2 separate regions of the Homo sapiens genome follow, and region 1 is linked to region 2. The links are chromatin loops, found by intact Hi-C in ENCODE. Cell type or tissue: chondrocyte. All regions are shown on one strand. Links, peaks and the distances in the headings refer to the core of each region. The heading gives the core; the rest is flanking DNA.

Region 1 (5,380 bases), core at 210-5,209, 160 kb before region 2:
ACAGGGAGGGGAACATCACACACCGGGGCCTGTCAGGGGGTGGAGGACTAGGGGAGGGATAGCATTAGGAGAAATACCTAATGTAGATGATGGGTTGATGGGTGTAGCAAACCACCATGGCACATGTATACCTAGGTAACAAACCTGCACATTCTGCACATGTATCCCAGAACTTAAAGTATAACAAAACAAAAAATAAAATAAATAAAGTCCAGTTCCTGCCTGCAAGCTACTTACAGTTAAGGTGAGAGGGGAAGAAACAACACAAGAAAATGCAAGTGAGGTATATCACATTCTAAAATTCATGGCTGTCAAACCTGTTTGCACATTAGAATTCCTTAGGGAGCTTAAAAAATAGCCCCACCCCAGACTAATGAAATATTGCAGATAGGAGGTGAGATGCTAGGTATCATCATGTATATAAAATTACTTTGGCCCGGCTCAGTGACTGATGCCTGTAATCCCAGCACTTTGGGAGGCCTAGGTGGGGGAAGTGCTTGAGCTCAGGAGTTCGAGACCAGCTTGGGCAACCACATCCAGCACGTGAAACCTCATCTCTACCCACCCCCACCCAAAAAAAAAGAAAAAAATTAACTAGATATGGTGACATGCACCTGTAGTCCTAGCTATCCAGGAGGCTGAGGCAGGAGGATCGCTTGAACTGAGGAGTTGAAGGCTACAGTGAGCTATGTGCCACTGCACTGAAGCCTGGGTGACAGAACAATACCCCATCTCAAAAGAGAAAAGAAAAGGAAAGAAAATTTATTTGAAGTTCCCCAGGTGATTCCAAAGGGCAGCCAACGTTGAGAATCACTGTTTTAAACAAATGCCAATGTGTATGCCTTAGGAATTGAGAGTGAGTTTACATCCAATTTTCCAGATTCTTCGATGAGGCCTCATCAGAGGCCCATGAGATCCCTAAGGAGCAAGATATCCCTTGGGAATTCATGTTTGGGAAGCAGTTTAAGTGTGCAGCTTTAAACTATGAGACCTGGACTAATAATCCAGCCCCTTTGATTACTAGCGTGCTGATAATCTTGGACCTGTGACTTCATCTGTCTGAGACTTAGTTTCCCCTTATATAAAATATGACCATCAGAGATAATGTCAACACTGCTGACAGAAAGTAATCAATTAATTCTTTTTTTTTTTTTTTTTTTGAGATGGAGTCTTGCTCTATTGCCCATGCCCAGGCTGGAGTGCGGTGGCACAAATCTCAGTTCACTGCCACCTCCGCCTCCTGGGTTCAAGCAATTCTCATGTCTTAGCCTGCCGAGTAGCTGGGACTACAGGTGCGTGCCACCACGCCAGGCTAATTTGTATTTTTAATAGAGATGGGGTTTTGCCATGTTGGCCAGGCTAGTCTTGAACTCCTGACCTCAAGTGATCGGCCCACCTTGGCTTCTCAAAGTTGTGGGATTACAGGCGTGAGCCACCACACCTGGCCTTTAATCAATTAATTCTTATGGTTACTGTTCTTCTTACCTGGGTAAGATGCTGATGGGATTAATATCTCAGTATCTACAATTTTGTTTCTCTTTATATTATCAGCACCTGTTGATGAAAGGTGTTGATTTGGTGCCAACAGACCCTCTGCTTAATCCACCAAATGAGTGACGCTTTCTTGTTGCTCCCCATTCAGTGTTCAGCAGTGAACCCTGGGAGGTCCTGATAGCCTGTGTGGTTTATTCTTGGCTAATGATGGGTGCTCATTAGCTAAAGTTGGTTTTTGTTTTGTTTTGTTTTGTTTTGTTTTGTTTTGTTTTGTTTTGTTTTTTGAGATGGAGTCTTGCTCTGTCGCCCAGGCTGGAGTGCAGTGGCGTGGTCTCAGCTCACTGAAAGCTCCGTCTCCAGGGTTCACGCCATTCTCCTGCCTAAGCCTCCCGAGTAGCTGGGACTACAGGCACCTGCTACCATGCCCGGCTAATTTTTTATATTTTTAGTAGAGACGGGGTTTCACTATTTTAGCCAGGATGGTCTCGATCTCCTGACCTCATGATCCGCCCGCCTTGGCCTCCCAAAGTGCTGGGATTACAGGCGTGAGCCACCGCGCCCGGCCAGCTAAAGTTGTTTAACTAATTTCCAGTTGGAGGGCTCAAAGGCAGTAGGACCAGGGTTTTGTAAATTCACTGCCTCTGCTGTGTTAGAGACACTGCACCAATCTTAAAGAACAGTGCCATCTCTGCAAGAAGTTGCTGTGGGATGAGATGATGACTGATACGAGCAGGAGAGAAGGGAGAGCACATTTTGAATCTTCTATTAGCACTCCTATCAACAGGTTGAGCCTTCTACTTTCCTGGCTTTCTGAGATGTAAGAATGAGTAAGGGCTTCCCATGGCGACGGTCTCTTTGTTAAGAATTTCCTATGTTCCTCCCCCATGCCTTTTCAATTGCAAGTTGAAAGCTGCCCCCAGAGGACACATTTTATAGCGCAACAAAGAAGACATATTTTTACATGCTACCTTAGTGAGTCATTTTGCTTCTCAGACTTTTCAATTCGGAATTGCTTAATTATGTCCCATGATAGGTCTCTATGTCTAATGCCTCCCTTGTCCTGTTTTTAGGGCTGTATTTGCAGACATTAAGCTGTTTCAAGATTGTTTTTAGGCCAGTTGTTTAGCCAAAGTGAGCTAATTTGATGAATCATTACAGGAAAATTACCTGGCCTCACGGTACATAGTAGGTGTTTAATAAATGTTGAGCCCCACAGTTGCTAACCACCCCTAAATTAGCCAGCCTAAATTAGCTGAGCTTATGCTGTTAAAATGCAGCCTGCTAATTCTTAGAGCAAATATTTTTCTTGGTCAGGATTTTTGTCTAGTTGGAAAAGAAAGAACAGTATCAGCAAAATGGCTTTAAACATGTCTTAATGTCATGAGTTTGTCATCCAAGGCTCTACCCAGCATGGGTGCAGGGCTACCAGGCTTTGTTTGTATTGCTTTGAGTTGTTTCTTCAGAGGCCGTATCTGCCTTCTGTCAAAGTTTAAAGTTTCAAAGTTCCACCATCCATGTGGGCACACAGCGATGCTAATGATAAGGTTGGTTGGAGTAGCCTGGTGGTGATGTCATGGGGATTAAGGCATGTTATCTGTAATAAGAATACACCCCCACTGCTGAGTGCAGCTGCACACAGCACCAGTCTTGGGCTGGGCATGATTCTCAGAGCTGATTTTAGAGTCAAATGAAAGCAGGCAATTATCATGTTCTTTAACTGTAATCAGCCGAACAGGATACAGGTAGCCGCAAAATGGAGTTATTTAAAACAGTAACAAAGTCACTTCAAAAAGGGTAATAATCTGGAAGTCTCCTGCTGCAATATCTAGTTAAAGCTGTCCAAGTGTGGAGAAGACAGGGAAGGCTTATTTTGTAACCTCGTCAATGGCAATAGTATCAGGAAAGCCTCCTTTTGAAATAGAGGAGTGGGGAACAAGGGGAGGGAGAGTGTTAGGACAAATATCTAATTCACATGGGGCTTAAAACCTAGATGATGGGTTGATAGGTACAGGAAACCACCATGGCACATGTATTCCTATGGAACAAACCTGCTTGTTCTGCGCATGTATACTATAACTTAAAGTAATATTTAAAAATAAATAAATAAATAAAAGGAACCTTGGCCTGGGGGCTGCCCCAGAGCAATTTAGTTTAGCCCCAACATGTAAACTAGAGCCTTTGAAAATGATCCAAGGAGAATCCTGAGTTTCCTGCCATCTGTCAGAGTGGTTACCATGGTAAGAAGTATTCACAAGTGCAGCCAGCTGTTCCAGTCTGGCCTGGTGACTCATCAGCCCTTCAGCTTGGGTTGAAAGTTGATTCTGGACATTGGTTATCTTGGGCAGCATTTTTTGTGACATTCCAATAAGACCCTGGGCTGGGGAACAGGTCTGAAGCCTAAGCATTTCTTAGAATCTGTCAGAGCCTGCTTCTGAGCAGAGAGCAAAAGGTGGTGGATTCAGCTTGGCCCCCTACTAAATCTGGCTCTATCACCAATGATCTATGTGAACTTGGGCATATTTATTTAGGCTGGCTAAGACTTGGTTTTCCCCTCTGTAAAATGGAGATGATTATAATCTATCTTATAGGGATGTGTTTAGAGGAGTACCTCGCTTATGGTTGCTAAACAGAGTTCAGTACACATCAGCTGTTGTTATCATTGCCTTCCGCTAAGAAGCCCATGGACAGAAGTTCCTGCATCATCGCTTGGTAACACCAGCACAGCTTCTGATGGTGTCCTTGTATTGCAGTAGCAAGCATGGATTTTCCTCTGCATTGTCTATGCCAATGAGCTAAGAAAACCGGGAGCCTTGTTCATCTTTCAGCCAGCTGGGTAATGCCTGTGTCAATTCCCATTCCTTTAAACACCAGCCCATTAATTGGTAGTGGCAATGAAAAGATACCAATACTTATAACAGCAGCTATAGCTCTGCCTCCTGTTGGAATACTTCCTCTCTAGCAGGCACTGTGCTGAATGCAACACATAGATAACCTTCTTTAACCCTATGACCACCCTATAAGGTAGTCATTATTCTCACCATTTCACAGATAGGAAACTGAGGCACCAAGAGGGTTAAAAAGACATTGTTGTAAGTGGATGAGTTAGGATTTGAGCTCAGGTATTACTGACTTCAAAGATGGCATTTTCACTATGTCACATTGCCTTCTCTTGAGCCTTTGGGAACAGTGCAGCTTTAAGAGCCCGAACTCTAACAAAGAATAAAATCAGTCTTCTGTTGTAAGGATCTTAACAACGTTGGCACACTTAGAGCATATTTCAGTGTACTTCTACACAGCTGGTTATTTAGATCTCAGAACATCTCTGTAATTGTTTAATAAGTCAGGAAACGAAGCCTTTGAAGAGTACCAGCAAGCTGCTCAAGAATGCACCCTGGAGGCCGAGCGCGGTGGCTCACGCCCATAATCCCAGCATTTTGGGAGGCTGAGGCAGGTGGATCACAAGGTCAGGAGTTCGAGACCAGCCTGGCCAACATAGTGAAACCCCATCTCTACTAAAAATACAAAATTAGTTGGGTGTAGTGGCATGTGCCTGTAGTCCCAACTACTCGGGAGGCTGAAGTGGGAGAATCGCTTGAACCTGGGAGGCAGAGGTTGCAGTGAGCCAAGACCATGCCATTGCACTCCAGCTTGGGTGACAGAGAGTGAGACTCCATATCAAAAAAAAAAAAAAAAAGAATGTACCCTGTATATACGACAGGACCAACTTTTGAAACCATGGCCATCCTGCATCCATGGCTATGAGACTCCAAGCACATGCACATTCCTCTCAACCCCATGCTGCCTCTCACCTGGCTCTGGCACATGTTTTAGGTGTAGAGACAGCATTGGGCAGTGGGAAAAGGATAAGTCAATACCAATTCTTGCC
Region 2 (5,380 bases), core at 123-5,122:
TCCCAGCAACATTATTGCTCTTAAAGACCCTTTCAGGACCATTTATCATTCCAAAGGCTTGACTTTCACTTCTAAAGGCATGATCCTCCAGTCTAAGTCTCTTGTCCTAAAAATTCTACTGAAATTTGGATATTTGCCTTTGAAATCCCCAGGAAAAAGACCAATCTGAAGGATTTACCAGCCACCTTTGATTCAATACAGCCCAAACTGAGACATTTTCCATGACCTGAACTTGGTAACACCATTTCAAAACTCCTGGTCTCCAGGTTCAAATCCTTAAGTCATCCTTGCTCCCTTCTCACTTCTCATGCCCAATAGCCCTATTCACTTCCCTATTCTGCCTCTGAAAGGTGCATGCATTCCTCCTTTTTGCTTGGCACTGTCCTACCCCAGATGCTCACCATTTCTCCCTAAGCTATTGCAACAGCCTCTTGATTGCTGATGATGACAGCAATGGCTAATATTTATAAGACTGTACCATGCCGAGGAACAGTGCTGAGCAGCCTGTGCACATCCACAGTCCTGTGAGTGAACCACTGCTGTGAGCCCTTCTTTCTAGTGGGGAGACTGTGGTCCAGAGGGTGAAATGTTTTTCTCAGGTCACACCATGTGCACAAAGTATAGCCATGACTCAAATACATTTCAGAGTCAATGCCTGAGCTTCTATTCCCAAGGCATATTGTCTCCCAATATAAATAACAAAATCCGAATCTTTCAGCCTGACCATCAAAACTCTGCAGAATATGGTCTTCTCCAACCTCCTCAACTTTATCTTCCAGTTTATTCCTTTAGTCTACTCTAGGCTACTACTGTTGCAAAAGATGATCCCTTTATCTACATTGTTTACCTCCTCTTCACATCGACATTTGAGGTTCATCTCAAAACACATATCCTCCAAGAAGACTTCACAGATATTCCCACTCAGAATCAGTCTCTCCCCATGTGCCTTGCATGTAGTTTGTTTCGGCACTGGAGCAATGATTTGCTGCATGGTAGTTACTTGAGTGTACATATATTCATCTCACCTGTTCATGTCTTGAATACAGGGCCCATGTGTTACACCTCTCTGTTATATTCATGCCCCCACCTCCCCACCATGCCAGTAGTGCCTGGCATGTGACGAGCCTTCAATACATTTTGGTAGAACTGAAGAGCAAGCTTGGGTATGGTTGGGGGTTGGATTATTAATAGTGTTTCCAAGTGGGAAGTGAGACTGTCACCCTGGCCAGTCTATTCCTGAGTTACCACAGATCCCAAAAGGTCTTTAGGCTTAATCATTCACAGAACACAGCCGGTATTAGGAGCAAGGCTCTCTTCCAATTAATAACTGAAGTCCAGTGTTCAACTTCCACAAAGCATTTACTCTATAATTGGTATTAATTCCTTCAGAAGTAATTTCCACTGTTCTTCAGCTCCCATCACCAACTAAACTTGAGTATCAATGGTGGTAAAAATAACAACGACAAAAGCTAACATTTACCAAACTTTACATTTATAAATCTCCATTTGATCTTCGAAACCACTTAATGCAGTAGAGACTACTATCATTCCCTTTTTCTGAATGAAAAGATTGAGGTTCAGAGGGGCTGAGGAACTTCCCAAGATCACTAAGCCAATAGGAAGTGATGAAGCCGGATGCAATCTGACACCCACACTCTTAACCACTGAGCCTCACCATCTCTCTAGAGGCCTGAAGTTAATAAATTTCAGTTTCCTCTCCTCTCCCCACATGACCAGAAGACTTGAGACACAGAAGCCTTGGTGCAGTGCTGCTGAGTGTTACCCCCCCCCCGCTTTGTTTTTGCTTGCCTGTGCACGGCCAGTTTTACAGCCGGGCTGCTTATGTGAAGACGTCCACTCACATCCTGGTCATCATTAATCCCCTCATTAAGCAACCCATGAGGAAGAAGCAGTGGGAACGGCCGTGGCTCTGCACAGGTTGGGCTCTGTTGGAGATGGGACGTGAAATCTTTGCACGCCACTGGCCATGAGTCATTGGAAGACTGAGCTGTGTCCCAGAGAGGATGACAGGAAACCGCAGGCTCTGGCTTCACTCTTGCGGTGACAGTCTTTGAGAGGCTGGATGACCATGGTGGTTCAGCTGTTCCCCGATGGCTGCCTCCCTACCAGTGCTGGGCTGTGTTTTTCTTGGCCAGTTGGAATGTGGAATGCTTCCTAGCTCAGTCAGTGCTGTGGAAGGAGACAAATCTACTTCCCAAGTCTCCACCCCCCTGCTCCAGCTACTACAATCATTTTGTACAACTCCTTCCTGCTGTTTGGAGACATATTTATGGGCAGTTGGGACACAGGGACTCTTCTCCTTGGCAACAGCTTCCCACCAAGCCAAGCAAACTTTGAAGTGGTCTTGGTTCCTGAGTGAGCAGAACATCTATCGTCCAGCAACATATGCCCTTTTGTTTGGCTCCCAGTTTCATGACCTCTGTGATATAAGATGGGACCTTCAACAACAAGCCCAAACAGGAGTCTCTCATTCTTGTGTTGACAAAACTTCTTTCTTGATTCATTTCTGTCCCACTTCATGCATGGATCACACTCACCATCTGAAAAATCTAGTATTCTGCCTTTTTCATTAAGAAAAAGAAAAGGTTTCATCATGCATTTAGCTGTTAGTATGTACATTGCACTGTGTGATGCCCAAAGAAGGGCAAAACACAGCCCTGATCATCTAGAACCTAGGGGAGACTTAAACAAATATGTGAAAAGCTGGAGAGAATTGCATTACTGTAAGAATGGCTGGAGTTTGGCCTTTAACCAAGTCCTGAATACAAGTCTTGTTTCTGCTGCTGAATAACTGGATGTCTCCTTATTCGCATCCATAAAACAGATGAACAAGCACCTCTGCCTCTCAGGGTTGCTTGTGAAGACTAAATGAGACAATGTCCTATCAAGCACTTGTCAGAGTCTCTCACATGTAATTAACACTCCGTACGTGGAAGCTGTGATTACTTCTCATATTTAGGATGTGGGGGTATGTACAGGGCATTGTCTACTTTATAAATGTCTCTTCTTCCAAAATGGAACTGGACAAAGTCAAGACAGAAAACAGTTTCAGATATCCATTCAAAGCAAGGATAGGTACTTAGCACTGAAGCAAAATCTTTGCTGAGATATCTATAGGAATTGGTAAATGTAAATCATTCAGGGGGTCTTTTTAAAACGTGGCCTGAGTTTATCCCCTTTTGGGTCAAAGACAGATGTCAGAAAGCTTCTTCTTTACCCAGCTTTGCAACCTCCCATCTGCCTTCAATTAGGCAAGCGGTCAGCCTCTCCACATTTAGGGTACACCAAGGCAAGGCCCTGAGTTACACTCTTGTCGCAAACCCACTAGGAATGACTTCACAGCTGGACACGGTTTGTCCCACAGAAATTCCAGACACAACATTGCCCAAAGCATTTAGGCCTTGCAGACCACGACATTATATTTTAACATGTCACTCATAATCCTGATTCTTCCTCTCTCCCTATCTGGAAACTCACGTTTGCCTCTCAGATTGCATCCTCTATGCTTTGAAAACACTGAGTGATAACCACACTGACTCATCTGTTCTGAGAGGAGGCTTGCTCTGGCCAGGCCAATTTGAACTCTGAGCCACAGGCCCTGACTTCTGAACCTTCTCTAATGAGTCTGTTTTGTGCCTTACATATTTTTACCCAAAGATAAGATCTGTTCTCATTTTCTCTAGATCTATTTATGCATCCCTAATAAGCAAGTTGTTATAAAAAAGCAAGTTTAGATGTAGTCTAAACACTTGAATGTGTAGCAGCTGCAAGATTACCTGTTTGAAGTCTGTTGATGAGACTTCTCCCAGGGAGGACATAGCAAAGGGAAAGGCATTCAAATCATGAGAAGAACATAGAGGTGGGGTTTTTGGTTTTAGTTTTGGTTTTATTCCAAGCCAAAAGACTAAGCTCAGAGAGCATAATATCTCCATTCCTCAAGGTCATGGCCAGGCCCAGATGTTTTTTGCTTTGTCCAACATTTGTAGGCTCCTCATTTCTGGCAGTAGGTGCATACAGTATAGACTTGACTTCCTTTGAATTTCCTGCCATTAATAAGGCCCAGGGTCAATATAAAATATGTATTGAATATCTAGTCACATTTTTTCAGGCAGCATTAAAATTCTTCTCTATGGAACATAATGTTTGATGTACTTGGAAAAGGCTACTTTGTTTTATAATATGTACCTCTGAGGAAGTCAAATATTTTTATTCCTTGATTCCTTCCCTCCCTCCCTTCCTTCCTTTCTTCCTTCCTTCCTTCCTTCCTTCCTTCTTTCCTTCTACTCTTCTATCCTTTCATCTATTCATTCATTTCTCCATTAACACATTTTTTCACATTTATGTCAAGTATCTACTGTGGGCCAAGCAGTGAGCTAAGTATTAGAGATAAAAATAAATCGAACATCCAACTTGATTTTTAATCTTGTAGGGGAGAGAAAGTTAAACTGGGAAAATGATGTAACCAAAGTATAAGTAAAGTTCACTGGGAGAGTCAATAAAGTTCACTGGGAGACCCATGGGGGAAGAATTTGCTTCTAGAATAATTAGAGCTGGGCTTGAAACTGGCTCTCTCCCTAACTAGCTGTGTAACCTTGGGCTTTACTTAACTCCTGTGAGCCTTGGTTTCCTCATCTTAAAATGGGGATTATAGTAGAATCTATTTCATTGGATTGTAGTGAGGATTCAGTGAATGAATGAGGTAATCATAAAAAGGGTTCAGTGCAGTACTTGACTTCTCTATGATTAGAATTAGTGATCCTGTCTAGGAAAACCTTACAGAAGAGGTAACATTGGTCTTAATCCTGAAGAATGAGTAGGGACTTGAAAAGGGGGAAGAACATTGCAAGTAGAGGGAAAACCATGTCTAGGCCTGGAGTCATGCATATGTGTGACGTGTTAGGCAGCAGATGGTCAGTGTGGTCAGACAGAGGGGATGTGTGGGATGGGAGTTGAGACTGGACAAGTAGGACAGCTGGAAAAGGACTATGTATTCGATGGTGAACTACATGCTTCAGACAGGAAACAATGGAACGTAGCATGGTAGTTCTCACTCCAGAAACCAGAGACTGAATCCTGGAAGGAGAGAGACGGATAAGAAGCAGTTTCTTAGCTGTCCATCGGCCTCCTAAGGTTCGCATAGAGCTTTCAGCTCTGTTGTCCATCCAGTAACCCTAAGATATTTTCCAGTTTAGGCTAAGGTATTTGGCAAAAGATTCGGGAGACCTCCTGCCTTCCTCTTCTTCTGCCACTGGCACACCCTCATGGTCCACTCTGATGGTGAAGGGCTGGGAAGTGGGAATTCTTGGGTCTCCTCATTCATCATCATGGCTGAGTCTAATGGGATAATGGTTGAACAAGA

What was found. Peaks named below come from ENCODE experiments on the same cell type or tissue, not always from the same donor. Only the 100,000 strongest peaks of a DNase experiment are listed, where the experiment ranks them.
Region 1: it touches region 2 in a loop (4-fold over the local background); 1 of 110 quality-filtered maps calls a loop at or near these places.

Annotation. Positions count from the first base shown.
Region 1 is chr3:54,996,987-55,002,366 of GRCh38, forward strand. The region is part of intron 31 of CACNA2D3 (calcium voltage-gated channel auxiliary subunit alpha2delta 3); the gene reads left to right. Among named protein-coding and RNA genes, the nearest start is that of LRTM1, 72 kb to the left of the region's middle. In chondrocyte, for the core only: CTCF peaks have their summits at 2,420 and 2,621; no DNase peak of the experiment used is centred there.
Region 2 is chr3:55,158,680-55,164,059 of GRCh38, forward strand. The region is part of intron 2 of LOC124906243 (a long non-coding RNA gene); the gene reads right to left. Among named protein-coding and RNA genes, the nearest start is that of LINC02017, 17 kb to the right of the region's middle. RefSeq lists an enhancer at 1,494-2,693. In chondrocyte, for the core only: no CTCF peak of the experiment used is centred there; a DNase peak (open chromatin) is centred at 2,055.